7 separate regions of the Mus musculus genome follow, and all the other regions are linked to region 3. The links are chromatin loops, found by intact Hi-C in ENCODE. Cell type or tissue: heart. All regions are shown on one strand. Region 1 overlaps Plch2 (phospholipase C, eta 2). Region 2 overlaps Prkcz (protein kinase C, zeta). Region 3 overlaps Mmel1 (membrane metallo-endopeptidase-like 1). Region 4 holds the start of Faap20 (Fanconi anemia core complex associated protein 20). Region 5 overlaps Plch2 (phospholipase C, eta 2). Region 6 holds the start of Hes5 (hes family bHLH transcription factor 5). Region 7 holds the start of Pex10 (peroxisomal biogenesis factor 10).

The links. Peaks named below come from ENCODE experiments on the same cell type or tissue, not always from the same donor. Only the 100,000 strongest peaks of a DNase experiment are listed, where the experiment ranks them.
Region 1: it touches region 3 in a loop (3-fold over the local background); 6 of 42 quality-filtered maps call a loop at or near these places.
Region 2: it touches region 3 in a loop (2.4-fold over the local background); 4 of 42 quality-filtered maps call a loop at or near these places.
Region 4: it touches region 3 in a loop (2.3-fold over the local background); 14 of 42 quality-filtered maps call a loop at or near these places.
Region 5: a loop joins it to region 3, with 2.9 times the contacts of the local background. A loop is called at or near these places in 6 of 42 quality-filtered maps.
Region 6: it touches region 3 in a loop (3-fold over the local background); 9 of 42 quality-filtered maps call a loop at or near these places.
Region 7: it touches region 3 in a loop (10-fold over the local background); 39 of 42 quality-filtered maps call a loop at or near these places.

The regions. Positions count from the first base shown.
Region 1 is chr4:154,994,899-154,998,898 of GRCm38, reverse strand. Plch2 (phospholipase C, eta 2) reads left to right here. Exons shown (of 22, transcript NM_001113360.3): 9 at 1-48; 10 at 339-446; 11 at 2,609-2,767. Among named protein-coding and RNA genes, the nearest start is that of Plch2, 14 kb to the left of the region's middle. In heart, a CTCF peak has its summit at 1,968; a DNase peak (open chromatin) is centred at 1,928; H3K27me3 peaks cover 387 bases.
Region 2 is chr4:155,267,119-155,271,118 of GRCm38, reverse strand. Prkcz (protein kinase C, zeta) reads left to right here. Exons shown (of 18, transcript NM_008860.3): 14 at 1,967-2,086; 15 at 2,856-2,935; 16 at 3,335-3,424. Among named protein-coding and RNA genes, the nearest start is that of Faap20, 19 kb to the right of the region's middle. In heart, a CTCF peak has its summit at 2,455 (motif pointing left); DNase peaks (open chromatin) are centred at 2,608 and 3,138; H3K27ac peaks cover 399 bases.
Region 3 is chr4:154,875,520-154,879,519 of GRCm38, reverse strand. All of the region lies in intron 2 of Mmel1 (membrane metallo-endopeptidase-like 1), which reads right to left. Among named protein-coding and RNA genes, the nearest start is that of Gm13112, 5.5 kb to the right of the region's middle. In heart, a CTCF peak has its summit at 1,533; a DNase peak (open chromatin) is centred at 1,479; H3K4me3 peaks cover 915 bases; H3K27ac peaks cover 1,484 bases; H3K27me3 peaks cover 672 bases.
Region 4 is chr4:155,247,704-155,251,703 of GRCm38, reverse strand. It overlaps Faap20 (Fanconi anemia core complex associated protein 20), which reads right to left and starts at 1,738. Exons shown (of 4, transcript NM_001190445.1): 1 at 1,642-1,738; 2 at 1,054-1,198; 3 at 668-948. The coding sequence starts at 1,703. In heart, CTCF peaks have their summits at 2,267 and 3,442 (motif pointing right); DNase peaks (open chromatin) are centred at 1,233, 1,693 and 2,263; H3K4me3 peaks cover 2,423 bases; H3K27ac peaks cover 2,493 bases.
Region 5 is chr4:154,984,433-154,988,432 of GRCm38, reverse strand. Plch2 (phospholipase C, eta 2) reads left to right here. Exons shown (of 22, transcript NM_001113360.3): 21 at 1,417-1,714; 22 at 3,468-4,000. Among named protein-coding and RNA genes, the nearest start is that of Gm42363, 22 kb to the right of the region's middle. In heart, a CTCF peak has its summit at 2,127 (motif pointing right); a DNase peak (open chromatin) is centred at 2,132; H3K4me3 peaks cover 1,005 bases; H3K27ac peaks cover 1,247 bases; H3K27me3 peaks cover 2,622 bases.
Region 6 is chr4:154,959,169-154,963,168 of GRCm38, reverse strand. It overlaps Hes5 (hes family bHLH transcription factor 5), which reads right to left and starts at 2,246. Exons shown (of 3, transcript NM_010419.4): 1 at 2,120-2,246; 2 at 1,868-2,033; 3 at 798-1,777. The coding sequence starts at 2,173. The coding sequence ends at 1,494. In heart, CTCF peaks have their summits at 1,505 and 1,709 (motif pointing left); DNase peaks (open chromatin) are centred at 1,088, 1,918 and 2,508; H3K4me3 peaks cover 1,741 bases; H3K27ac peaks cover 426 bases; H3K27me3 peaks cover 4,000 bases.
Region 7 is chr4:155,064,202-155,068,201 of GRCm38, reverse strand. It overlaps Pex10 (peroxisomal biogenesis factor 10), which reads right to left and starts at 1,172. Exons shown (of 6, transcript NM_001042407.1): 1 at 1,028-1,172; 2 at 299-379. The coding sequence starts at 1,133. In heart, CTCF peaks have their summits at 1,799, 2,014 (motif pointing right) and 3,501 (motif pointing right); DNase peaks (open chromatin) are centred at 1,231 and 2,031; H3K4me3 peaks cover 2,003 bases; H3K27ac peaks cover 2,358 bases.

The DNA of each region.
Region 1 (4,000 bases), 120 kb before region 3:
ACCATGCTTCCATCTCCACAGATGCTCAAGGGCAAGATCCTGGTGAAGGTGAGGTTTCCAGGACCAGCATCATGACGGCTCTGGCCTGGGGCCAAGCTGGAGAATTACAGTATCTACGGGCAGACTGGGCGGGAGGGAGGTTCTCACTCTCAGGATGGCCGTGTCACCTTGAGCCACTTCCCTTGTGTGCCGCTGCGATAGCACCAACTGGTTGCATGGTTACAACCCACGTGTGGCCTGGAGTTCCAAGAGGGAACTTTACAAAGGCCTCCTCCCTATGGCGGCCGCTCCTGGTGGGTACCGGCCGCTGGATTCCCGTTATCTACCTCTTCCCCCAGGGGAAGAAGCTCCCTGCCAATATCAGTGAGGATGCAGAAGAAGGCGAAGTATCTGATGAGGACAGTGCTGATGAGATGGAGGATGACTGCAAGCTCCTCAATGGGGATGTGAGTGGGAGCCCAGGCTCTGCTTGTAGGGAACCTGGAGTTGGCCCCCAACACCCAAGACCAATTCTCAGCACAAAGGGGATTTATTTACCCCAGAGGGAGAGAGGGCAGGGAGTCAGAGACAAAGACAGGAGATGGAGGGTGAGGGAGAAGGGGAAGGGAACAAGGGAGGGGGCAAGGGGTATCTGTCCTGGGGGGCGGGGGGACAAAGGACTGCCTCTGGATAGAGAAGAGACAGACAGACAGACGTGGCCCATAGGCAAATGGTGGTTTACAAATGTAAAAAAATAAATACATATGAGAAACCCCGTGTTAGGATGAGATGTTTGATTTTAACTAGGCCTGTTAATTAGGTGAGTCAAATGGGGCTTTTGATTGCGGGACTTCAGTATTGTGATAGTTGGACCTTGGTGGTCAGCCTCAAGAGGAGGAAGTGGCCAAAAAAAAGGGAACAGACCTTGGTGGCTAGCCTTAGGAAAGTAATCTAATGGATTTTATCAAGGCAGAGGGAACTGGGGAGAAGGGCAAGGCCTGCCAGACCCAGGCTGGCCACGCTTAGGCTGGCTGGAGTCCCTTCAAGGGTGGGAAACCTATGGATGTGAGGAGCAGTCTCTTGTCCTGGTCACCAGGATCAGTGAGGAAGGTTGGCAGCAGGAAGAGAGGACATACGGTAAATGCTGTGGTGTACAAAGCCTCAGGCCCTAGGGAGGCAGAGGAAGGTGGATCTCTGTGAGATCGAGGCCAGCCCTGTTTACAAAGTGAATTCCAGGACAGCCAGGGCTATTGCACAGAGAAACCCTGCCTTGGAAGAGAAAGTAAGGAGTGGGGAGTGGGGGAGGGGACGGTGGAGGAGGGGGAGGGCCCTCGTGTCTATTATGCAGGCCAGCCACACACCTACTGTTTCCCCCTTCTGGTTTCCATTGCTAAGCTGACCTTGGATTTTGTCTGTGACGCTGAGACTTAACACTGAGGGGGTTCCACACCATTCCCACCCATACCCACACCTGTTCCTGCCATGCTTTAACTCAGAGCACCCCAGCTGCCTGGCCAAAGTCTGCCCTGTCCCTGCTGGCTGCTCAACACATATGGCGGACAGTGTGTGGGTCTCAGATCCTGTTATCTTCTGACGCCCTGACCTCCTCCTCTGGGGCAGAACCACACTACTTTAGGGATTGCACATATCTGGGTTTCAGTGCTGTCTACAGCTGCCCGGGGTCAATCACAGCCTCTGCGCTGAGAATCACAGGGTCTGTATAGGGACTGTGAGGACCGCAATGCTCTCAGTGGTCAGTGCTCATGACCAGCTACCCCATGCCCTGCACCAGAACCAACTCCAAGAGCCAGCTGCAGTGCTGAGACCTCCTGTGTGGCAACACGGACATCCCACAGAGCAGCTGGCCTGGCCCAGGGCTGAGGAGGGAGCCTGAGCTGTCGGGGTTGGTCCTCCGGGAGCTGAGTGGAGGAAGGCTTTGTAACTGACGTCTCTCTTCTGGGCATTGCTCATCCACTGCTTTCAGCCACTATGAGGCAGCAGAGACTTTATTGTCCCCCAAGGAGTCATCAGATGGGAAAATAATTGTGCAGAAGGCCTCCGGGCCAGCGCTGCCTAATTGTTTTAGAAAGCCCTGAGACAGCAGATTCTTCCTGCTTCCGGTGTGCCTGCTCATGTCTCTGGCTGGCCCAGGATGGTGGCAGAACTTAGGACTGACATCCTTAGTGGGGGTTACCCTATCCTGAGCATGCAGGGGGTCCTGATTGTCCCAGACTGAGGTCCTCCCTCAAGTGCTCCAACTACATCAGGGTCTCACTGAGCTTGTCCTGTCGGAGAGTGATGTCCCAGACTGAGGTCTCCCTTAAGTGCTGCAAGTACATCAGGGCCTCACTGCACACAGCTTGAGTTAGAGGTTCCTGTCCCTGTTGGCTGCTCAACATTTATGGCAGCCGCTGTGTGGGTCTCAGATCCTATGTTATGTTCCGAATGTCCCGACCTCCTCCTCTGGGGCCACACAACTTTAGGGACTACACGTATCTGGGTTTTAGCGCTGCCCATAGCTGCCTGGGGCAAACCACAGGCTCTGTGCTGAGAATCCCAGGGACTGTATAGGGACCGTGGGGCTGCTCTCTGGGATGGGGACAGACACTAACAGGCTGACCTGTGGCAGGCCTCCACCAATCGGAAGCGTGTGGAAAACATTGCAAAGAAGAAGCTGGATTCTCTGATCAAGGAGTCAAAGATCCGTGACTGTGAAGACCCCAATGACTTCTCTGTGTCCACACTATCCCCCTCTGGAAAGCTTGGGCGCAAAGCAGAGGCCAAGAAGGTGAGCCCTCTGCTGCTGACATGCATTTTTCCAACACCTCGTCTGTGAGCTGGGTGAGGACCCCAGAACATGTGGAAGTAGATAGATGTCTATGCACATACAGAACTGGTTGCAGAGGTATGTCTACAAATCTATCCATATACACACCTGTACCTTTCCATGTGCCAGTACACACACATAGCCCTGTACTTAAACACACATGTGCATAATGCTTATACATGTGCATACACACCTGCATGCACACCCATATAAACATACACCTCTGCATATACCTACACGCATACAAGTGCATATGCATGCTTGTGTGCTCATACCACACAACACTCACATGTGTGCACATAGCTGCACACATACCTGTACACACATACCTCCCTGCACACACCTATACAACATTCACACACCCGCATAGATGCCCGTGCACACTCATGCACACTAGCACAGTATCTGTATATGGGCAAGTATGCTCTTAGGGACCTAAGGTTTCTCTTGGAGGGACTTTGAGCATTGCATACCTTGGTGAGGGTTTCATGGGTGATGGAGGGATGGATAGACAGCAGGATCTCAGGGTCCAGGCAGTCCTGAGAGCTATCTGAAGCATCTTAGATATGTGTCGGTGTGCCGCTGTTGGGGAGCAGCAAGCCAGGCTTGAAGGACAGGCCAGCAGCTGGCTGTGGTGGCTGTGGAGCTGACCTTGCAGCTGAGTAAGGCATCTGCAGGGTGAGATGTCTGGAGAACCATCCCTCCACTCCCCTGCCCTTCCTTGCCACTGGCTCGATTCTAGCTGTTTCCAAGGCTCTTGGGAGGGCCGGAAGAGGACCTCTTCCAGAAGAACAGGATCTGCTCCTGCTGTGTTTTTAGAGGTGTGTTTGTTTCCACCCACAGCCCTAGAGAGCTCAGCACAGCTGATATGATAGTTCTGCAGGTGGCTCACACGGGTCCCGTGCACACGGCCTTCTCTTTATTTTTAGCTCCCAGACATTTGGGCAGGAGAATATAACCTGCCTGATGCTTTGCCCAGCCTCCATTAGTAGGGGGCTGAGTGGAGGTGGGGCCCTGTCACTGGTCCAACCCTGGTGAAAGTTAATAGGATCTCTGCTTTTCTTGGCCAACAAGAAGGACACCTGGGGCCAAGAGCACAGCTTGGCCCTTGCTATCTCATGTATGAATAACTGTGCTCAGAGAAAGCGTCTTGGAGGGAGAGAGGGGGAGGAGGGAGAAGAGGAGGGGGAGAGG
Region 2 (4,000 bases), 390 kb before region 3:
GAGCAAGAACCTGTCTGGCCCACCCTACAGTGGCCCTGGCAGGGAGATATATGGCCAAATTATACCCAAAAATAACACAGAACACCCCTCAGGGTTTCCCAGCTGGTTACCCGTTGCATACTCCCTGAGGCCCACCAGATGACACTGAATAACATTCCTCTCTCTGAGGAGTCCTAAGGCCAGGGAGGAGAAAAAGGAACATGAAGCAACGACAAGAAAGCCCAGGTTTGGGTCACAGAACCTCAAGTTGGCTGGCCACTGGCCACTGGCCATGCATATGTGGAAGAAACAAAGTGCCCTTGGGAATGGCAGAAGTGCCCCCATTGGGCTCCAGAGCAGGGGGTGATCTGGGGACCCTGTAGACACGAAGGTGTACTTCCACTCCTCGGGGTAGAAACAGTCCTATGCACCTGGGGGCAGGGCATACATATACAGGTACATGTGTGTACATGTGTGTGATACATGTGTGTACATGTGTGTGATACATGTGTGTGCATGTGTGTGATAGAGGAGGATATGTAGCATGCAGTGTGTGTGTGCACATTTATTTTTTTACTGTTTGTAAAAAAAATGTGTTTACTGTGCACAGAGGCTCATCACACATGTTATCTATGTGTGCTCGTGAACGCACCCACTTTTGCATCCTAGCTTCTCCTGCTGTTCAGACAGGTGGGATTACAGGCATGAGCTGTCTATCCCTGACTAGTGACGGTGACTTCAGTGAAACCAGTCATAAATACACCTTCACATAAATGAGTGTGTGGCGGGCAGCGCGTGCGAGTCACCAATTCAGAAGAATGACTGAGTTCCTACAAGCTGCTTCAGTTGAAGTGGCTCAGTAACCAGGGGTGGCAGACTGGAGCCAGAAATCAGTCTAGCATTCTAAGTGACCCTATTTCTGTGTGTGCCAGAGCAGGGGGACTGTTCTGAGCAGAGATGGTAGGGGTGGCCAGGCAGAGTATGAAGACTGATCATCCCTCCTGCTGTCTTAAAATACTTAGCACTTGAACATAGAAAGAGAGAGAGAGACAGAGAGAGAGAGAGAAAGTCAGTCAGCCAGCCGGGCAATGGTGGCCCACACTTTCAATCCCAGCATCAGGAGGCAGAGTCAGGCAGATCTCTAAGATCAAAGCCAGCCTGGTCTATAGAGTTAGTTCCAGGACAACCAGGTCTACACGAAGAAGCCCTGTCTTAAAACAAAACAAAACAAAACAAAACGGGCTGGAGAGATGGCTCAGCAGTTAAGAGCACTGACTTCTCTTCCAGAGGTCCTGAGTTCAATTCCCACCAACCACATAGTGGCTTACAACCATCTGTCATGGGATCCGATGTCCTCTTCTGGTGTGTCTGAAGATGGTGACAGTGTACTCACATACATAAAATATAAGAAAGAAAGAATAGTGAATGTAAATATACAGGAAATTGTAGCTGTGTTTTCTCGTCTCGGAGATGGATTCTGTGAGTTCTGTGTATTTTGGCAGCTCTGGGGATGGCGCGTGTGCTTTGTACGTGTGAACAAAGTGTTCTCTACCACTGGGCCACATTCCTCAGTGAGAAGCGGGCTTTGTAACTGTAAATCAAATCAGGAAAAAAATACAACTAGTTATGGTGCCATGCCCTAGGAGGCTGAGGCAGGGGAGTCACAAGTTCAAGGCCAGCCTGGACTACATATCGAGAGCCTGTATCATCATCATCGGTCACTATCACTGATGATGACGATGACGACGACAGGAACAAAGCAGGGTCCGTCCCTGGTCCCATTCTGCATGCTCGAGTAACAGAGATGTCCCAGCAGAGCTGAGGGGCCAGGGACACAGCCTGGGTATCCCACACTGCAGGTGAGGAGTCACAGCTTCTGAGGACACAGATGTCCAGCACAGCGACTCTCTTGGCACATTCACACTCACGGACAGAGTGTGCCACTTCCCAGCCACCCCCTGCCTAGTGACTGCCCGCTTTTCCACAGGGTTCAGCGTGGACTGGTGGGCACTGGGTGTCCTTATGTTTGAGATGATGGCTGGGCGCTCCCCCTTTGACATCATCACGGACAACCCTGACATGAACACTGAAGACTACCTTTTCCAAGGTTGGTGGCCCATGGTGTATGCACTCCCTCCCACCTCCCTCTGCATGTTATTTTTTCTTCCCTTCTCAAAGGTGAGGATGGAGCATTGTCCAGGCTGGTGCTGTGCATCAGCAACAGTACACACACACACACACACACACACACACACACACACACACACGAACCCATTCCTCTGGCAGAGATTGTAAAACGAGGTGATCATAGTCCACCTCACTATGGGTCACCTAGAAACCCTGATTTAGCCAGAGCCCCCTTCTGCCCACCCAGATCATTCCCTGTAGCCTGTGCAGGCTCCCTTGCTCCTGATGAGAGAGCATTAATGGCCACTGATACGCCCCTCAGGGCTGTCCCTCGGCGCCCCCTGGTGATCGGTGTTCAGACTCCACATGCCTGCAACCAAAAGGTAGTAGGGAGCTGTTGGTTCACACAAGGCTATGTGATATGTGAGTGCTACCAGGAGGTCCCTAGAAGGACCCAGCAGGCTTCTGGAACAGGAAGGTGTCCCAGGGCTACAAGTCTGAGCTCTGACTTAGAAATGGGGTTCAAGCCAGGTGTGGGTCACATGGCCTTGTAATCCCAGCTACTCAAGAGGCTGGAAGGAAGGTCAAGAATTCAAAGCCAGGCTGGATACCTACCAAGATTCCGTCCTTGCAAAAAAACAAGCAAACAAAAAACAAAAAAACACAAAAGGAGCAGAGTTCAGGGGGCCCACCCGTAGGCTATCGGAAAGAGCAAACAGTGCCGCTTCTCACCCGGTCTCTGTCCTCAGTTATCCTGGAAAAGCCAATCCGGATTCCCCGTTTCCTGTCTGTCAAGGCCTCACACGTCTTAAAAGGATTTTTAAATAAGGTATGCTCTTGGCTGCGGTGACAGACGATCCCTTGTAACCCTCTGGGATCAAGTTACCCATGGGATGGAGTGGGTGGACAGAGTCTCTCCACTACTGGAGCTGTCTGTCATCAGCTGCCAGCTGCCCCCAGCTGCTCTGTGCTGCTGCTGCTCATCCACTCTGGCACTGGGGCTCCGTGATCTTTGAGTTTAATTTTTTATTGATATAGCAAAACAGTGAGTAAGTAACTGACCGGAAAAGCAGTCCCAACAGAGGGAAGGTCAGACCCAGCTGGACATCAGAACAGCTGGGGACAGGGAACTCCCGTGGGGGCAGTTGGGCCATCCCGTTGGGTTGAGGTTGAATCAGGGGTTTCCTTAGGAGTCCTGACTCACCCTCATTTGAATTCTGACCCCCAGGATCCCAAAGAGAGGCTTGGCTGCCGGCCACAGACTGGGTTTTCCGACATCAAGTCTCATGCTTTCTTCCGCAGCATAGACTGGGACCTGGTAAGCCTCGAGGGTCACCGGTGCCCCTTCTGCGAGGTGGGCCAGTTTTGCCAGAATGGGCCCGTGTGTACTTGGGTGCCTGGTACATGGTGTCTGGCCATTTTCTGTGGTGTTGTGGTTGGTTTTCCAAAGCTGCCAAGAACCTGATGTCAACAGTTACAGGACAGAGTAGCAGGCACAGGCATCGGCTCGGACTTGAGTCCATTCCTGATATTAGGAGAAAAACTTCAACTTTATACTTTGAAGAAAAGTATAAAGATTAGCCAGTTGAGTAGATCTGGAACTTGCCCAACTCTGGGACAGTGGACACCTCCCCCATCCCCTGCAACCCCACCCTGATCCTTCCAGATGGCTTACAGCCAGCACTGATGACTACATTCCATCCCCACGAAGAACCAGTTACTCTGTTTACCGGACTGTTTGTGTCTGTGGGTACTGGGAGGAATCGGGAGGGTCCAGGCCACAGAGGCAACAAGCAATCAGGAAAGATGATACCCCTCTACCCCCATCCCATGGCCAGTCTAGAGCTGGGCCTCATTATTACATAGTCAGAGCCTTGAGTTCTCTTCCTTTCCA
Region 3 (4,000 bases):
ATCTTTTACACACCACACACACACACACACACACACATCAAATACACATCACACAGACACACATCACACATCATACACACATCACATAGACACATTAAACACTCACATATACATCACACACACTCTCTCACACACACACATCACACATGAGAGAGAGAGAGAGAGAGAGAGAGAGAGAGAGAGAGAGGGAGAGGGAGAGGGAGAGGGAGAGAAAGAGAGAGAGAGAACGCTTCCGGGCAGGGCTGGGAGGCAGATGTCTGTGGTGTGGCCAAGGGAACAGATCCTGACAGTCAACAGGAAGCTCTCCCAAATGGAGACACCAGATGGAAACAAACACAGTCTCAGAGGTAAACCTTCCCCACTTACATCATACAGGAGGCCAAAACAAAGGCCACAGGGATGTGAGTGTATATTTATGTGCCATGCGACCTGAGTACTTTCATGTGTCCCCTTGAATTTCTTCTCTCCAGGAGAGGAAAATGGCCAGCTAGGTCTCTGTGCCTGGATGAGGTTCCCCTGCCACAGAGGTGCTCAAGCTGTGTCTGGCTTGGGCCAGCTTGACCTCAGCCAAGGACAGATATTAGGTAACTGTTGTTTTGGGCACTCTGTTTCTCTCTGTCTCCCTTTCTCTGCTTCCATCTCTCTGTCTCCCTCTTTCTGTCTCTGTCTTCCTCTCTGCTTCTACCTCTCTGTCTCTGTCCCTCTCCTTCTCACACACACCCATGCATTTTCACCTCTACACAAATAACAAATACAATAACACATATTTTTAAAAAGAAAAGCATGCAGTTGCTGAAGCTTACGAACAACTGCAGACCCAGAATGGATGGAGTCAACTAACGATTTACAACAGCTCATTTCCAGGTGGGCATCACTGAGGTGTCTGAAGAAAGACTTAGCACTAGAACGATATTCTATGGAATTTACCAGGAATGCAGAGCAAAGCCAGGGACAGAAATGACCACAGAAAAATTGAGCATCAGAAAGGACAGACCGAGAAAAGGCGTCTATAAGCAACCAGAATTTTCTTTCATTAATGTTGTATTTCTTGTTTGTGTGAGGGGAATGGATACATGTACATGTGTGTGGAAGTCGGAAGTCAGTCTTGGTATTGTTTCTCAGTGTGTGGGAGGTCAGCGGTCAGTCTTCTCAGGCATGCTCCACCTTATCTTTTGGGTTGGAATTTCTCACTGGAATCTGGGGACTGAACTCAGGGCTTTGCTTGCACAGCAAGCACTTGGCTGACTGAGCTCTCTCCACAGCCGTTAGCTGAACTTTAGGAGTAGAGATTCTCTCTCTCTCTCTCTCTCTCTCTCTCTCTCTCTCTCTCTCTCTCTCTCTCTCTCTCTCTCTCTCTCTCGAGAAGCAGCTTGATCACACTTAATCCGCACCAGGGAAAGCATGGAAACAGAGCAGGAAGTGGAGCCGAGCTATAACGCCCACCCCCAGTGACCCACCCTCAGTGACGTACTTCCGTCAGCAAGGCTCCACCCGCTAAGAGTTCCATAACCTTTCCAACAGCGCCACCAGGCGGAGACCAAGTGATCGAACACGGGATCCCACGCTAGGCATTTTCGTTCAAAGACCTGTAATGACCAACCTGATAATCAAGCTGCCCCATACCAACAAACTGTTTTAAAGGTACTGGTTGAAAACGGGTGTGGAGGTATAATCCCAGCGCTTGCTAGGTACGGACAAAAGGGTCAGAAGTTGAGAGTCATCCTTGACTATATATAGTAAGATGGAGGCTAGCCTCGGCTACATGAGATTCTCTCTCTCTCTCTCTCTCGCTCGCTCTCTCTCTCTCTCACACACACACACACACACACACACACACACACACACACACACGTGTGCTCACACATCAAATACACAAAAGGCACAAACTGCCTTTTGAAATGCTAAAGACAAACTTTGCATAACAATCACTAGACAGAAAAAGGACCTGTCGAGAGAGCTATGAACTGATGAAATCCAGACAATAGCAAGGAAAGAAAATGCAACTCGAGCTTTTCATAGCTCAGGTGTTAAAAAAAAAAAAGTAGAGAGACCAGGGGCTGGAGAGAGGGCTCAGTGGCTGAAAGCACTTTCTGCTCTTGCAGAGGAATCGAGTCCAGGTCCCAGCACCCACATAACTGTTGAGTCGTTTGCAACTCTAAGTTTCCAGAGTTGACCTCTGAGAGTACTCACACTCATGTGTGCACACATCCCTCCATATATGTGTAATTCAAAATAATAAGTATTTAAAAATACAGCATAAGATATATAACTGACAAGGGTGGGTTTAAGCAAAAAATTTGGAGACATCTCTATTGGAATGTGCAAGCATGTTGTCTCACAAGCTAATTTACCTTCACACAGGACGAAATGTCAAGATTGATAGGGTCAATAGCAAGACTGACTTCTTGTTACTAAATCTGATAATGACCAGTGTGGTGGCCTTTTTTCTAAGCATTCCTGTTGCATCAAGTTTTCAAACCCTCATGCGAGCCTTTAAGACACACCCCCCTATCAATTCTGTTTTGCAGGCTGAAGCACAGAGAGATCATGGAAGTGGTCTGATGTCACACAGCAGGGACGGGAGCTGGAATGCCCTGCCCGCCAGGCTGTATAGCTGGGCAGTGGTGTGCATACCACCTCAGGTCCCTCCTTTCCTCACCGAGTAACAGACAGAAAAGCCCAAGGATGAGCTGCCGACTCCGAGGACACAGCTCAGGTCCAGGCTGGTGACATCTCCCTGCAAGAAGGGTTGCTGGCAGGCTCAGTCTCACCTACGCAGCTCTGCTGCTTGGCCGGAAGAGAAGCATAGGCGCACACAGTGGGCAAGGCAGCGTGCCACTAAAGCTTTGTTTACAAGAACAGGCAGAGGCTGTGGTCAGCTAACCTGAACAATGAATATGGTTGCTTGTGAACAGAATTCCCGATGACCATGAATGAAAGTGGAGTGCCCAGCTATTTATGAAAATACTTGACATCAAGAGCCTACCTGATAGCTCAAGGACAAAAACACTTTTCCAGAAAGACTGGGACCTGAGGCTGATCCCCAGAATCCATGTAAAGGTGGAAGGATTGAATCAACTCCAAAAGGTAGTCTCTGACCTCCATACCATGCCACCACACACCCCACCACAAAGAACACATAATAAAATAGGCCTTCGGGAGGAAAAGGATTTGCATCTAATTTTAAACTAGCAAATAATTAAAAGAAAAAGCAACTATCAAAAGGATAAAAAAAGAATTTCAAGTAAGTTGCGGGGGTGGGGTGGGGGTGGGGGGAATAGCTCAGATTGAACACAGGCAGGAAAGGCTGAAGATGCATCAGAAACACAATCATGGCAGACAAAAGACAGATTCTGGAGATTCAGGGAATGCAAATAAGGAAAATCCTCCCAGCAAAGGACAAACTCAAACCCCAGCCTGGCATGGCTGCAGAAGAAACAGAGGAGCGGTACACGGAATGCTCAGATAAAAGAAGAGAAGTACTCCTATTCAATTTTCTGCACGAAGTGGGAGAGTAGTGGCGCACGCCTTTAATCCCAGCACAGAGGCAGGTGGGTCTCTGAGTTCGAGGCCAGCCTGGTCTGCACAGTGAGTTCCAGGACAGCCAGGGATATACAGAGAAACCCTGTCTTGAAAAAACCAAGCCAAATCAAACGTAACCAAACAGAAAAACAACAACAACAACAACAATTCTCTGGATCCAAGTGGTAGCAGGAAAAACTGACCCTACAAATTGTCCTCTGACCTTCGTATGTGTGTGTGTGTGTGTGTTTTGACATGCTCTACCTCAAGTAAATGTAACAGAAAAACTGCAAATAAATTGGTTTTATTTTTATGTATATGGGTGTTTTTGCTTGTATATATGTATGCCTGCGTGCCACATGTGTGTCTGATGCCTGTAGAAGCCAGAAGAAGATATCAGGTCCTCTGGAACTAGAATTAAACACAGTTGTGAGCTGCCATGTGGATGCTAGGAGTCGCACTCCTGGCCTCTGGAAGA
Region 4 (4,000 bases), 370 kb before region 3:
GATTCTCTCAAAAAAAACAAGGTGGGAAGTGTCAAGAAAAACTTGACCTGGCCTCTGTGCACATGGGTGCCTCTGTGCAAAACCCTCTGAGCATGTAGATATACTACGCAAACAATAAATATGCACATTTTTTTCTGTTTTTGTTTTTTGAGACAGGATCTCTCTACATAGAACTGGCTGTTCTGGAATTCACTATGTAGACCAGGCTGGCCTGGAGCTCAGACATCTGCCCCTCAAGAGCTGGGATTAAAGGCATATAAGCCACCACTCCCAGCTCAGCACAAATAGTTTTTTAAATCATTTGGAGGAGACTGTTGGGCTCTGAACTAGGCGCTGCCTTATGTTCTGACAGCTGCTTAATCAAGCTAACTTTGCGCTTGATTAACCAGGACTAGCAAAAAGGCTCAGCAAATAAAGGTTCCTGCTGCCAAGTCTGAGGGTCTGAGTTCAATCCCTAGGACTCGCATGGTGGAAGCTAAGAACAGATTTCAAGAAGTTGTCTTCTGACCTCCACATGCATATGTGCCATGCACACATATATGTAAATATTTATAATTTAAATTTTAGTTCTATAAACAAAAGGCCAGAGCCACATCCAGGCACTCTCTTAGCCTCCTAAGTCGGTGGACCTTACACCCTGCTAAGTCTTAAGTGATAGGACACTCACTTCGGGTCAAACGCCTTCTGGCACAACGGGCAACTCAGCAACGCAAGTGGACTCTGCACAGGCACACACTCCTGGGCGCTGGGAGTTCGACCAGAATTTAGTGCAGGGCATCCTTTCAGGGATGGAGTAGGTGACCCCAGGGAGCCTTCAGGTTCACAGAACAGGTGGCGGGAGCTTCCAGAGCCACGAAGGGCAGGTGGCAAAGGCGTCCAGGAGAAAGTCTTGGATCCCACAGTGAAGGCCTCAGGAGGCACAGTGGACTCTGGGTCAGGTAGAGACTCCTGAAAAGTAAGTCCCCATAAGGTCACAGCCACCAACACCATGACCTCCCCCAGGGCCTGAGAACTCTCTCCCAGGTCATCCTTCTTTAGTGCTTTTGGACACACCTGGCTGGGAAAAGCAGGCAGCGGTGGTAATGGCTGACGGTTCGGGGTCCAATCCGCGGTCCCGCTCACGGTGCTGCGCAACAGAGCAGCCCAGGGCTCACTCTTACTTCCCTCCGAGAGAAACCAAGGGCGGCAGTTAGGGGGCCTGGGAAGCACAGGAAGAGTCAGCCGGGGCATCCATGGTAGAGATATCGTGAAGAGTTGATTCTACAGTGAGGGGTACCAGGGCTAGGGAGCAGGTCCACAATGGGGTAATGGAGGAGGGAGTCCATAGTAAGAGACCGGGAAGGAACCTCACTTAGAAGGGTAAATGGACTCTTGGGGGAAACGGAGCCTGGGGCTGAGAAAGAAGTGGATAAATGGGCGACGTGAAGAGGGGTGGCGGAGGTGGTGGTGGGGAACAGCAGCGTTGGGGCGGAAGAAGCGACCGCGCCCCGAGAGAGGCGGAGCGCGGCTGGTAGCGAGATGCACGCGTGCGAGGAACCCCGCAGCTAGGCGGGAACATCGAGGCGTCCCCATCGCCTTCCCGGTGTCTCAGCGCCTTCCAAAGCCCCCAGGACCCCACCCTTCCGCTCTGTCCCGCCTCACCCGCCCCCCGCGGGCGGCCTCCGACGGCTCAGCCTCCCCCGCAGTCTCCGCTCCTCCTCCATCCTTCTCCAAACAGCGTCCGGCGGAAGTGAGACTTACAGCCCGGCCCGCCCTCCGACCGGGATCCGCTCCGGCGGCTTCCAGACCCCCCCCACTCTCCGCTCTGCCAAGTGCCAGCTCCCCTTTGTGGCGCTGGAAATCTAAGGCGCCGAGATCCCAACCGTTGGGAACACGAGGCTGCCGCCTTGAGGGAGAGGCGGGACAGGGCGGAGCTGCCCTCCAGTTTGCAGGGGTGCGAGATTGGGCCACTCGAGCCTGTGCAGAGCCTGGGCTCCCTTCCGTCAACACGTGCAGAGAGCTGTCAGGCTTGCCCTGCCGGTGGCACCTCCCAGACAATGCCCTGCCTCAGTTTCCAGTTCTGTAGTCTTTTTCAGGAAGGCCCCATGGATAGGACCAAATTCTCAGGCCCAGTTTTGCCAGCATCTTCTTCTTAAAGGAGGAACTGGGTTTTTCTACCAAAGAGAAGAGCAATCAAACCGCAAAGCCCAGGGGACGAAGGCTCAGAGTGAAAAACCCGGGCTTCCTACCTAACCAATATCCCGTCCTGCAATCCTGCAGCCCATCACTTGGTGGCAGCAAAAGTCCAGGCACTTTGATGTACGCATTGGGATTCGCTAGTAGCTTTCTACTTCACAGCCCCCAGGGGTCAGGGCCGTTCCAAACGCCTGTCCTGCAACCATCTGACTCGCAGACCCTTTTCCTGGGTCTTCCTCCAGTCAGAGCTTTGCACCCCATCCTTAGGTGAGATCACACACACACACACACACACACACACACACACACACACACACACCGTGTGTACTTCCAGGTTCCACATCCTGGAAGTTGTGTCTAGACCAGGGTCTGGGGATGGTTTCTGCACTAAGGTTGTCTTCTGTCTCTGCAGACTTGAAGAGGAAGAGCAAGTTTAATCTCGGAGAGCGCATGTATTTGTGCCGTATGTGTCTGGTGCCCACAGAGATTGGAAAAAGGTCTTGGACCGCCTAGAACTGTGGTTACAGACAGTTGTGAGCTACCATGTGGGTGCTAGGAAATGAACCTGAATCCTTTGCAAGAACACTGGCACAGACCTTTCATCCCAGTACCCAGGAGGCAGAGACAGGAGGATCTCTATGAGTTTGGTTTATGGAGTGAGTTCCAGGAAAGCAGGGCTATGAAGAAAGATCCTGTCTCAAACAAAACAAAACAAAAAGTTGAATTTGGGCTAGGGAGGTGACTCAGTAGGCAAAGTGTCTATGCAAGCATAAGGGCCTGAGGTCAGTTCTCAGAATTGACATGAAACCATGCAGGACAGCGCAAGTCTGGACTCCAGGTGTGCTGTGAGAGGAGAGGCAGAAACAGGAGGTTCCCCTCGCCTGAAGCTTTTGGGACTTGTGGACACAGTGCCTTCACAAGGTGGAAGGCGAGGTTGTCCTCTGACCTCCACCACGGTGTGTGTGCCCACCCTCACAACACACAGGAAGGAATTTTTAAAAAATATTTATGTATGAAAGTAATCTATCGACGGGCGTGGTGGCACACGCCTTTAAATCCCAGCACTCGGGAGGCAGAGGCAGGCGGTTTTCTGAGTTCAAGGCCAGCCTGGTCTACAAAGTGAGTTCCAGGACAGCCAGGGCTATACGGAGAAACCCTGTCTCGAAAAAACAAACCAAACCAAAACAAAACAAAACAAAAAAAACAAAATAACAAAATAACAAAAAAAAAAAGTAATCTATCTGCATGTACACCTGCATGCCAGAAGAGGGCATCAGATCCTAGTATGGATGGTTGTGAGCCACCATGTGGTTGCTGGGAACTGAACTCAGGATCTCTGGGAGAGCAGTCAGTACTCTTAACCACTGAACTATCTCTCCAGACCAGGAAATAATTAATAATAATAATAACAACAACAACATAAAAATTAAAGCCAGATGGTGGTGGTGCATGCCTTTAATCCCAGCACTCAGGAGGCAGAAACATGTGGATCTCTGTGAGTTCGAGGCCAGCCTGGTTTACAGAGCAAGTTCCAGGACAGCCAGGGCTACAAAAAGAAAAACCCTGTCTTGAAAAACAATAACAACAAAATTAAGGTTGAATTTGATGAAAATATTTTACTCTCCTGGAACTATCTGTTGTGGTGATAAGAAAGTTATTGGAAAATACTCTCTGGTTGGGATTAACCCTTGCATTTCAGAAACAACTTTTTTTTTTGAGCCAAGATTCACAACAGTTACAAAAGGATATTTCAGCCCCCCCCCCTTTTTTTGAGACAGGGTTTCTCTGTGTAGCCCCTGGCTGTCCTGGAACTCACTTTGTAGAC
Region 5 (4,000 bases), 110 kb before region 3:
GCATCATGGGTCCAGAGGTACTAAAAGTGTCCCCTTACTTGCCACCACCCATCCATCTATCCTATGTCTGCCTCTCTCTGAGGGCCATCCCTGGCTGGGTAGGCCCTGCTCTGGCCACCACGGCCACCTCACCTGCCTTCACTCTGTCTCTTTGGTCTTGCAGTGGGCTTCTCTATGTCCCAAGTCTACTTTTAGAAGCTCAGCCTTGTTAGGAGTCTCAAAGGTACCCGGCGCCGCGGGACGGTGTAGCCCGCCGCCCCACCTGCATGCCAGGCCGCGCCCATTAGCATCCGTGATACTTGGTAGCATTTTGGAGACTGTCAGCTCATGTGACATGGATCATGACACGTTTCTGGGGTCCCCTGGGCCATCCTCAGCCAGAGAGTGGCATTTACGAGGCAGATCCAGGATTCAGCCAAAGCCAAGGACCTATCCTCCTATCCTGTCCTCACCCTGTGCACCTTCTGCCCTTCCCCATGACTGTAGGTCTCTCTGCACAGCCTTGCAGCTCCTCTGCCGTCCTGTCCTCTCTACCTGCCTACACTGTCAGTTACTGGCCCCTCTAGCTCTCTCCTCTGTGTATGCTAGGATCTGAGTTAGGGTTGGGGGCAGGGGTACCCAGCGGGCGCTCCAGCTCGAATCCTGGATCTCCTTCTAAATGGCTTTCCAACCACATTGACCAAATTGCACTGGATTTGGGATCTTGAATCAGGAAGCTGATTCAAGTGCTGGCCACTCTATTGCCTCCGCAGAGGGGCCCCTGGCCGCCAGGCCCTGGGCTGCTCCAACGCACGAGCACGGCCCGTCATGGGGGTGGGTGGGCGTTGTTGGTGGGATGCAGGGGTGTGTGGCATGTAAGGATCCCTATGGCCTCTGTCCTCTTAAGAGGTGGCCACAGATCCTCTCCAGCAGTGATCTATGCAGAGGGGAATGCAGGAGGGGACTGGGCAGAAGCTGGCTGTGGCCTGATGCTGGTTACGTACGTGTTGAGCCAGTTGAGGGCCTCAGGAACTCATGGGGCCCCGAGTGCAAGCTGGCCTGGAGGAAGGAGTCTGCCTGGGGGAGTTCAACAAGGCTTCCTAGAAAGGCAGCCCTCTAGGAGGGAGGAGAGGCTCCTGGGAAGTAGGGAGGCAGAGGCCAACGGAGAGCAGGCCTTCCAGGCTGCTGGGCAGGTCACGGTGAGTGCAACCATGGTGATGGCAGACCCCGACTTTTCTTCCCCCTAGATCTGGGGCTACAGTCCTCAGTTCCTCAAGGCTGGGACAAGTGGGTGGCTACAGGTCCATGGTAGCTACAGGTCCATGGTAGCTACAGGTTCAGAACACCCGCTGGAGAGCCAGTTCCCCGCTTGAAGCTTGAAGCCACACCTGGGTCAGGTGGGCCAGGCACCGGCTATGTGGGCTCCTTTTCTTGCAGGTCAAGCAGACTCTGGGTCTAAAAGGTCTCTTCCTCCGAGGCACAAAGCCAGGCTCGCTGGACAGTCATGCTGCTGGACAGCCCCTCCCCCGGCCCTCCGTTAGCCAGAGGCTCCTGCGGCGCACGGCCAGTGCCCCGACCAAAAGCCAGAAGCCAAGTCGCAAGGGCTTCCCAGAGCTGGCCCTGGGCACACAGGACGCAGGCTCCGAGGGGGCAGCTGATGACGTGGCACCCTCTAGCCCCAACCCAGCTCTGGAGGCCCCTACTCAAGAGAGGTCAGGCAGCAGCAGCCCCCGAGGTAAGGCACCAGGAGGAGAAGCAACAGAAGAGAGGACACTGGCACAGGTGCGGTCCCCAAATGCCCCCGAAGGCCCTGGACCTGCAGGGATGGCCGCCACATGCATGAAGTGTGTGGTGGGCTCCTGCGCCGGTATGGACGTTGAGGGCCTTCAAAGGGAGCAACAACCCAGCCCTGGGCCTGCAGGCAGCCACATGGCCATCAGCCATCAGCCCAGGGCCCGGGTAGATTCACTGGGGGGCCCTTGCTGCAGCCCAAGTCCTCGAGCCACCCCAGGGAGAAGCAAAGAGGCCCCCAAGGGTCCTAGGGCTCGGCGCCAGGGTCCAGGCGGCGGCTCTGTGTCCTCGGACTCCAGCAGCCCAGACAGCCCAGGCAGCCCCAAGGTGGCCCCCTGCCAGCCGGAGGGTGCTCACAGGCAGCAGGGGGCGCTGCAGGGAGAGATGAACGCCTTGTTCGTTCAAAAGCTGGAGGAGATCAGGAGTCATTCCCCCATGTTCTCCACCGGTAAGGCCTGCCGTTCCGCTGCATCCCATGCTCTCTACACCTGGCATGCCTAGGCGGTCCGTGCCTGCCTGCCGCTCTCTGCTTCATTTGTCCGTCAGCTTAGCTGTGGCCTGTCTGCCTCAGATCCCCACCCCTGCCCTAATGGCCCTGTACTTTGTGGGGGCGGGGGTGGGGGAAGAGGGCTGCTCGAGTCATCAAGGCATTTCTGAGAGCTGCTTGCTGAGGAACCCAGGGATATCCAGCCAGCCCTCAGCAAGGGCTTCCCTGGTGCCTGCTGGCTGCCCTGACTGGCTGCTCTGATGGCCTACCTTCCTAGGTCTGAAAAGATCCCAGCTCTTAGCCCTGCCTCCCCCCACCCCCACCCCCAAGGGTCAGATGCAAGAATGACTCTGCCTTTCGGTCCTATGGGAGCCTGCTGTCAATTGGTGGTGGTACCTCAGGGTATCCCCTCTTGGAGACTCCTCAGAGACCAGGGGAGAAGGTGCTTAGAACTGAGGTCTGGGCCTCAGAGCTTAGGGGGAGCAGCTTCCAGGGACCTGCATTGTCCAAATGTCACTAAGCCTTTTTGTGACCCTCCTTCCTGGCTGACACTTCCTGACCTTGGAGTGTGAGGGAACTGGTCTGAGCTGGTTACTGAGCTCTAGCCTGGGCAGAGGGAGGTCCCTGGAGTCTGCCTGCTTCCATTGTATTCCCCCCGACCCCCGCTCCTGCCCAGCATTGTTGTCCATCTGTCCATCTGCCAGTGCCCCACCACCACCACCACCACCACCAATACACTGACTGTGTTCTCCTTTCTGTCCCTGCTCCGTGCTGCTTCCATAGTTAGGGATTGAGACCTGCGAGTGCCAGGTAACAAACAGGCCTGAGCCCTATGTGTCCCCATGATGTCCCAGTCCAAGGAGGACTAGGCCTGGCCTGCCCTTGCCCCATGGAGCCTGTGTGAGGCCCAGGCATGACTCCAGCCTTAGCGGGGTGGGGTACTCTTGAGTGTCACAGTACATGTGTATAAATGGAAAAGCCTGGTTGCTGGGATATCCTGGGGTGGACTGGTGGTCCCTACCCTTGGCTCAGGGGGTCAGGATCGGGTGCTGATTAATGAGATTCATATTCCCCCATCTCTCTCCCCCCTCCCTCCCTCCCTCCCTATCCCTTTTCTGTTTCTTGATTCTCCCCATGTCTGTCTTTAATCTGTCTGCCCTTTCTATATCTACCTCTCCGCCTCTTGTCTCCCGTCCCTCTTTCCCCACAGATACTCGCCTCTTCCCCCTGCAGCGGCCCATCTCCCCCCTGTGCAGCCTGGAACCCATTGCCGAGGAACCAGCCCTGGGCCCTGGCCTCCCGTTACAGGCAGCTGCCCCCACAGGTCCATCTCAGGAAGGGTCCCAGTGCCCTGTAGGCCTGGGAGCCAAAGTGACCAGCTCCCAGCAGACATCTCTGGGAGCTTTTGGAACCCTCCAGCTCAGGATTGGGGGCGGTAGGGAAAACGAAGAGCCACCCCTCAGGCCACACAATGGTGGGATCTCCAGCGGGCCACGTGAGGGGACTTCTGGAAGACAGACAGACAGCAAGAGCCGCTCCCGGGTCCCGGGCCACTTGCCAGTGGTTAGGAGGGCCAAGAGTGAGGGCCAGGTGCTCTCGGAGCTCTCTCCCACACCTGCAGTGTACTCGGATGCCACGGGCACTGACAGGTTATGGCAGCGGCTGGAGCCTGGGAGCCACAGGGACAGTGTCTCCTCATCCTCCAGCATGTCCTCCAACGACACCGTCATAGACCTATCACTG
Region 6 (4,000 bases), 84 kb before region 3:
GTAAGCTAAATGAGTGCAGATGAGGTTCTCTGTCCTTGCTTACTATACGTGGGTCACAGAAGGGTCCTCAGGTGGTCCCTGGCAGAGTGGATAGGAATAAGAGGGGGGTGGTGGCTAATGAACTTCTAGATGGGAAAGATCCAAGTCGGGATGGGAGCCACATCTATGACTTTGTCCTTCAGAAGACATGTAGACACACCTTCCCACTTCTTGCTCCATGGGTTTTGCCTTTGGAGAGCCCTGTGAACTTGACTAACCTATAGCCTGCCTTAAAGCGGACACCCTGTCTTAGACAATAGCCCATACCTACCAGGCTCATAGTTTGAATGGAATGGGTCAGTCCTGGCCCTGGTCGCTCTGTGGAAGGGAGGGCATTTATGAATCGCCTAAGCAGGTGAACTAAGGGGAAGCGGGAGCTAGAACAGATACTTTCTCAGGTTCGGCACAGCCGAGCCTCTTGCTGCAGCAAGAGGTCCACTGAGGCCCTCAGCTTCCTCTCAGTGGACAAAGCAGAGAGTCTACAGTTGTTAGGATCTCTTCCCCTACCCTGACCTGGGAGCTAGCAGAAACCCCCAGCGGCCACCCAGGTCTTGTTCACCATGAGAGCAACAACAGCTCTGTATGCCCCTCTCCTCTCCACCTCCTGCCCTCCCTTTTTCCTCTATGGCAGAGGACCACCAGCAAGCACTCCTCCTGATCCCGGTTTCACTGTGAACATGGTAGATCCCACTGTTCCACCTCCGGTCACCGGGCAGGCTGCCCCTAGGCTGCTAAGGACAGACGAGAGGCACAGACATGGAGGGCTTGATATTTTATTAGAAGCCTTCAGAACAGCCTGTGTTCTCCCACATGACCAAGAGTTCAAATTCTAAGTACAAAATCGTGCCCACATGCACCCACCCATACAAAGGAATCCTTTAAGGATCATCGTGGAGACCCCACCCTCCCAGACAGCCCACTGTGAGCGCGCATCAGACAGCCAAGGCCATGTGGACCTTGAGGTGAGGCCCCATGGGCCCTACGCCCACGCAGGCTGAGTGCTTTCCTATGAGGAAACACCTGCAGTTCCGCCTTCACAAAAGGCAAATGTGCCCAGGGCACAGCCCGCCTGCAGGGTGCTTGCCCAGCAGCAACGGGCCCTGAAGAAAGTCCTCTACGGGCTGGGGTGAGCCAACCCCCGACTCTACAAATATCATAGAACCCCCGGTGGTGACCAGGAACTTCGCAGAAGTCACTTGCTGAAATGCAAACACAAAACAACCCCACGGGGTCGGACGGGCGGCAGAGGGTGGGCCCTGATTATCCCCAAATGACAACTCTGCACACACATTCTCTAAGAATGACCCTCCTGCTGGCCAGCCAGCCGGAGGAGGGAGCCTTCGGAAGAAGGTAGCGGCCAACCTGGGGCTGAACTGCGGCTGGGGAATGTCTTCCCACATCCAGAGGAACGAGCTCATCCTCTGGTCCGCTCCAGGCACCGGTCGGCCGCTGGGTCACCAGGGCCGCCAGAGGCCGCAGGCGGGTTGGCGCGAGGTGGAGACCGCAGCAGCAGCAGCCTTAGCGGAGGAGCGGGCCGGTTGGGGCGCAGCTCCGGGCGCCGGGGGCTCCTTGGCAGGAGCGGCGGGAGCTGGGGGCCGCTGGAAGTGGTAAAGCAGCTTCATCTGCGTGTCGCTGGCGGCGTGCAGGGTCAGGAACTGTACCGCCTCCTGCAGGCACCAGGAGTAGCCCTCGCTGTAGTCCTGGTGCAGGCTCTTGGGGCCGGCGGCCGCGGCGAAGGCTGTGGGGAGACGAAGCGGCATGAGTGGGGCGCGCGCGGTGGGAGCCACATCGGCCGGGAGCAGGAGGCGGGCGCAGGCGCCGGGCTCACCTTTGCTGTGTTTCAGGTAGCTGACGGCCATCTCCAGGATGTCGGCCTTCTCCAGCTTGGAGTTGGGCTGGTGCCGCGCGAACTCCTGCTCCAGCAGCAGCTTCAGCTGCTCTATGCTGCTGTTGATGCGGTCCCGACGCATCTTCTCCACCACCGGCTTCCGCAGCTGCGGGAGGAGAGGCGTCAGGTGGGCGGCGGACGCCGGAGGCCCCGGGGGAACCGGACGGCGCGCGCCGGGCGAGTTGCACTTACTCGGTTTTTCTCCTTGGGACTGAGCATCTCCACCGCCACGGTACTTGGGGCCATGCCTGGAGCTCTGGAGGCGATTAGCGAGCGGAGCGGAGCGGAGCGGACAGAGCCAGGCGTCCCGGACTGGCGCGACCTGGACCCCAGCACGCCAGCCCTATATAGGCGCGGGCAGCGGCCCGGCGCCTGGGGTCCGGGCGCCGCGGCCGTTCCCACACTCGGCGGCCAATGGCGGCGCCGGCCGCACAAAGGCGCCGGCCCATTAGCGCACGCTAAATTGCCTGTGAATTGGCGCGGGCACAATGGTCGCTCCCCGAGGAGCAGGTGGGCCGCGCGGCACAATGTCCGGGCTGTGGGAACGCGCTCGCCCTCATTAGCATCCCGGGGCCTGATGCTGAGAGCCCCGCGCCTCAATATGCTGCCTTTTCCCAGGCCGCGGGGAGGTGGGGAGGGCAGGAAGGAGTGCTCTCCCCCCCCCTTCTCTCCCTTCTTCCCTCCCACTCCCCAGAGGCTCCCCACCGCTGGCTGGCAGAGGCCACAGGCGCAGAGAAATGAGAGTTTTACAATGAACAGACAGCGACTTCCAGAGGAGTGGGCACCCTCCCCAGCTGGGACCTGTTGCCCACAGGCACAGTGGGTTAAAGTGGGCCACATTCTCTCAAACAGATGCTGCCGCCATGCCATTCGCAGGTACAGGATGAGAGAGGGACTCATGTATTTAGAATTTAGGCGCTTTATTGCCAGTTCTGTCAGTTGAGAGGAGTGACTTCTCCGCAGCTAGAAATGGCCACGCGCGGAGCCTGCCAAGCGTACTTCTAGGCTAGCTGAATTTGCTTTGGATAATGCCTAGCACAAAGCCCCATACCTAGGAAGCCCTCAGGAACCCCTGAACCCACAGGGTATCTGGACTGCTCTTGTGTCACCAGGTGCCACATGCATCTCTGAAACAGGAGGACCGTGCCTCCTTCATGCTGTCCGTGATCACTACTCCCGCGTGGCTTTTAGGAAACCATGGCTGCCCTTAACTCCTCTCATGACATCCCCCTCAGCTCGTGCGGGCGCGCGCGTGCATGCCTCTGTGTGTGTGTTCCAGTTTCATTCAGCATTTTGTGTTGGCAGGTAGAAGGTGGGAGACCTAAAAATAAGCCCCCATATGAATGCTGTGCCAGTGTGGATGGGCCTCTTTGTAAGAACTGATAACCGTGGTTCCTAACCAGGTGACCTTACTAGTCACACCCTAGACACCTAGGGGATGGCCATGTAGGAGCGTCCCTCCATCTGGAACCTGTACTATTTCCCCAATACTCTGCAGGGGCTGAGGGAGGAGATAAGGCCCCGTGCTTCCTCCTAGGGTCAACCTAAGACCTAGCCAGGCCCAAACCAGGAGGCTGGCATCAGAGCACAATAGCCAGTGTGGAATGAAACCAGGTTCTCTGGATGGATGTCAGCCATGTCTGAGCTCAGGAACTGAAGGGCCTTCACAGTGCCCACTAGGGAAACGCCCTCCTGCTATGGTAGTGACCCACTGCTGTAAATGATCTATTCCGAAGGTCTTGCTCCAGAAGCTCTTAGCACAAGGGGTTGTTGGGTTACCATGGATGGAAGCATCTGGGACAGAGGGGAAGGCTTGGCTTTGAGGCAGCACAGGATGGTCTGTCCAGTGCAAGATATAAGTGCAGAATTCACCTCCCTTAGTCCCTGCCACAACCCTCACCCGAGCTCTGACAGAGGTACCCTGTAAGTGCAGAAGGGAGGCTCGGGGCTGTATGTCTGGGCTTCTGCTTCTACAGCCCTGAGATCTAGCAGTGGTTGGCACTGTGTGGTGGTCAAGCAGCCCCCTCAAACTACAAGGAAGAGGAGTCTGGTGGTTCTCAGTGAAATCTTGTT
Region 7 (4,000 bases), 190 kb before region 3:
CTGAGGCCAGCCCTGTGGAGTACCTTGTGATCTTTCCATGTGTCTCACCATGACCCTGCTCGTACCCTTCCCCCCACTCGATAGCCTCTTCCTTTTTATCTGCCTCGTACCCCATAAATGGAAAAGCCCATCCTGCTGAGAGAAAGTCTGGGGCAGTGAGTGCCCTCTGGCCAGTATCTTCCTTCCCGGAAACAGAGACTAATGCAGGTGATTTCCAGGAGCCTTCAAGCATCCCCTCCAGACCTGGGTGGGTTGTGGGCCCCTCAGTGCCCAGGACCTGCCGAGCACAGACAGCTACCTGCAATTGTGGTGAGGCCAAAGTAGGCTATGTCCGAGAGCAACTCGATCTCTTTCCTCCATTCCAGCCATTTCTTTGCACCTGAGAGAAGAAAAATATTAGCTCTAGAGAGGTGAAGTGGTTCTCTTAAGATGACTCCCAGCCGGGTAGTGGTGGCACACGCCTTTAATCCCAGCATTTGGGAGGCAGAGATTTCGAGTCCAGACTGACCAGAGTGAGTTCCAGGACAGCCAGGGCTACACAGAGAAACCCTGTCACTCCCGAAGGGCAGGTAAAGTCCAAGTCAAGTCACTCCTAAGACGACCCTCAACAACTCGTCTCTCCCTTCACCTCCTCTGCTGCCCTTGGTGACCGGAATGTCTCCGAGACGAAGACCGCCTCTTAAGAAGCCCCGACTGTAACTGTCTTGAGTCAGGTACTGTCCTAGAGACATGGAGCCCAGGAAAGTCTAGGTAGTGCTAACAACATAAGCCAGAGGCGACCTGTTTAGTATCAAACCTCGGCTCTCTGAAATCCCAAATCCCTGCCTGTGTGATCCACGTGTCTACCTATGAGAGTAATGACGTTAGGTCCACCCTGTAGGGGCGTCTGGAGAATAAATGGGCAAATGCTTGAGAAACACTAAAGCAGAGACCTGCAATGTGGTCAGCAGTGTGTACCTCTGTTTTGATCCCCGCTTTCCAAGCAAACTCTGGAGCTGCCGCCTGTCTGGGTGCCCGGAACGCTCACCCGCTAGGCTGTGCAGCGCTTCACCCGCCGCGCTCCGCAGGCCTCCCAGGTAGTACTCGTCCTTCTGCGCTGCCCGGATCACTTCAGGGGCACCCGCCCGCGCCATGGCCCGAATCGCAGAGCTCGCACCGCGCCTGCGCACCTCGTGGGCGGGGCCTGTGACGCTCGACGTGCGTCCGTCGTGGGGCTGAGGCTGCGAACACCACGCGGGCGAAGGCGGAGCCTAGGCGTGACATCTGTGGAGGCGGAGTAGTGGGCGTGTCCACGACATAGGGGTGGGGCTACCCGGGGAGGGGTGTGGTCTGTGCTTGGAGGGTGAAGCGGCACAGTGAAGTGGCGGGTAATGACAGGGAGGAGGTAGATACCTAGTGGGTAGGACCCCCGAGAAAGCTCAGCCTCGCAGATGTGTTTTTGGCCTGATTCAGGTTCAGTTTTCTGGCAGGAGGTACGTGTCTCTGGGCTGCAAAAGTGGATCTTTTGGGATAGCCACGTGATTCCAACGGACTGCTGAAGGCTCCAGTTGTTGGAGTTCCTCCCTGCCCATGCCCTGGTTTCTTCAGCTTGGGTTGGGCAATCCCAGATAGCACCTTTGACCACTGCTAGGAGGCAGTCACGGCTCATGCAGAGGCATGAACTTCTAGCCAAATCAAATGTGACAGTTTGAAATGTAGATTCTCTGAAGGCCCAAGGCCGCTTGTGCTGGAAGACTTTTCAAACTTGGAAGCTCATTTCTACCATAACCATGGGGTATGGCCTGTTCTAAGTGTCCCCGCCTGGACTGCTCCTTACACGCGACTGCTTTTTTGCATTCTCTTCTCTCAGCCATGGGGAACAAGACCAGAAACACTATTCAAGTATCTGTTGTTCTCAGGGATACGGCCTAAGTAAGCGTCTCTCTCCGTGGGCTTAAATCCTAGGCACAGCGGTGCCTTGATCCTCAAGTTCTTCCTTTGTGGGCTCTCAAGGATTCTTCCTATGGGACAAAACCCAAGATGGCCAGCAGGTGGAGCTATCAGCCCATCTTTTCTACTAGCTTGGGCTGCTAGAGCTTGTTAACCCAAACAGATCCTGCACAGATCAGGGAAACAAGAGGCTTTTCAGTGAGGAGAGAAAGTGGAAGGGCAAGATGAGTAGTGACATCATTGTAGATCAGTTCTCTGGATTCTCGGATGACCATGTGGCCTGGAGTCCCCCTTTGCTTCAGTGTTTCAGGGTTCCAGAACTCTGCGGTGGAGGTAGAGCGAGAGCTCTTGCTTACGGAAGGGGCATACGGCCCTTGCCACCTCCCACCCCTTGCCTTCTGAAGCACAAGGATCCTAAGACTGAGCCTTGTGACTTTCTCCTTGTAAACTCTTCCTCCTGCTTCAAGGATGGAGGACAGAAAGGCCAGGCTCCTGTTTCTCTGTGTAGCCCTGGATGTCCTGGAACTCACTTTGTAGACCAGGCTGGCCTCAAACTCAGAAATCTGCCTGTCTCTACCTCCCAAGTGCTGGGATTAAAGGTGTGAGCCACCACTGCCCAGCTCAACAACTAATTCTAAAGTCATACACGCTGTGGGTTTTGTTGTCCTGCCTGATGTCGTTTGCCAGCTCTGGCCACTCTGTTTTCTTTTTTTTTTTTTTTTTCTTAAAGATTTATTTATTTATACGTAAGTACACTGTAGCTGTCTTCAGACACTCCAGAAGAGGGAGTCAAATCTCGTTAAGGATGGTTGTGAGCCACCATGTGGTTGCTGGGATTTGAACTCCGGACCTTCGGAAGAGCAATCGGGTGCTCTTACCCATCTCACCAGCTCCTAAAAAACTCTTTATTTTTATGTTTGTGAGTACATTGTTGCTCTCCTCAGACACACCAGAAGAGGGCATCAGATCCCACTACAGATGTTTGTGAGCCACCATGTGGTTACTGGGATTTGAACTCAGGACCTCTGGAAGAGCGGTCAGTGCTCTTAACCACTGAGCCATCTCTCCAGCCCCACCACTCTGTTGTCTAACTCTATTAAGTTAAATTATATTTATTGTGTTTGTGTTGTACGCATGTGTATATATTCATGTTTGTATATGTGTGGGCATATGTGGATATGTGGCATGCATAAGAGTGTGTGTGTGTACGCCTGCAAGTGTGGAGTCTGGCAAGGACGATACCTGGTATCATCTTGGATTGCTCTTCCACCTTCTTCTTTGGAGCAGGTCTCTGAATCAAAACCAGGACTTACCCACATGGCTAGTCTTATCAGCTAACTTACTCTGGGATCCTCCTTCCACGGTTGAAATTTCAGGTGGGTCACCTCACCCATCAGATGTTTATGTGGGCTCTCTGGATCTGAACTCTGCTCTTCATACTGGGGCAACAAGCATCCTATCCGCTGACCTCTGTAGCCAGCCCTATCTGAGAAATTTGTAATATAGTTCTGCTGGTAGGGAGGCCAGAGACAGTAAGCCAGGACCTTGGGGAGGCCTGGGAACTGGGAGGGGATTGCCCAGCAGGTGGCTCCATTGCACCTGCTCTGTGCCCTCCCCCACCGCCACCCCCCATCCCCAGGTTAAACCTTCCAGCACCACCTAGCTGGCTTCCCTTTGCCTAGTGTCTTTCATTCCTTGCCTAGTGTCTTTCATTCCTTGCAAATCTTCCCTCTGCCCCTAGCAGGGATTTACCATTCTGGTGGTTGCTGTACACATCACACCCAGGATGGGGCTTGCTGAACGGCTGGCAAACAAGAAAACTCCATTTCTCTACCAGATCTGGCCCTGGGGTTGTACTGCGGGGTCCACACCTACCTTGAGGCAAGAGTAACCCTGTAAAGCCCCTGCCCTCACCTGACATCTGGTCTCCTGGGAACCTGAGGAGGGACAAGGCAATGCTTTCTCTGCAGGAATGGGGAGAGGACTGCAGCCTCGGGTTCTGGGAGGCCTGCCCCACCACCCGGGGCATGAAGTGCTAGGCTTCCTTAAGTTTTTCATTGCACCCTTTAAC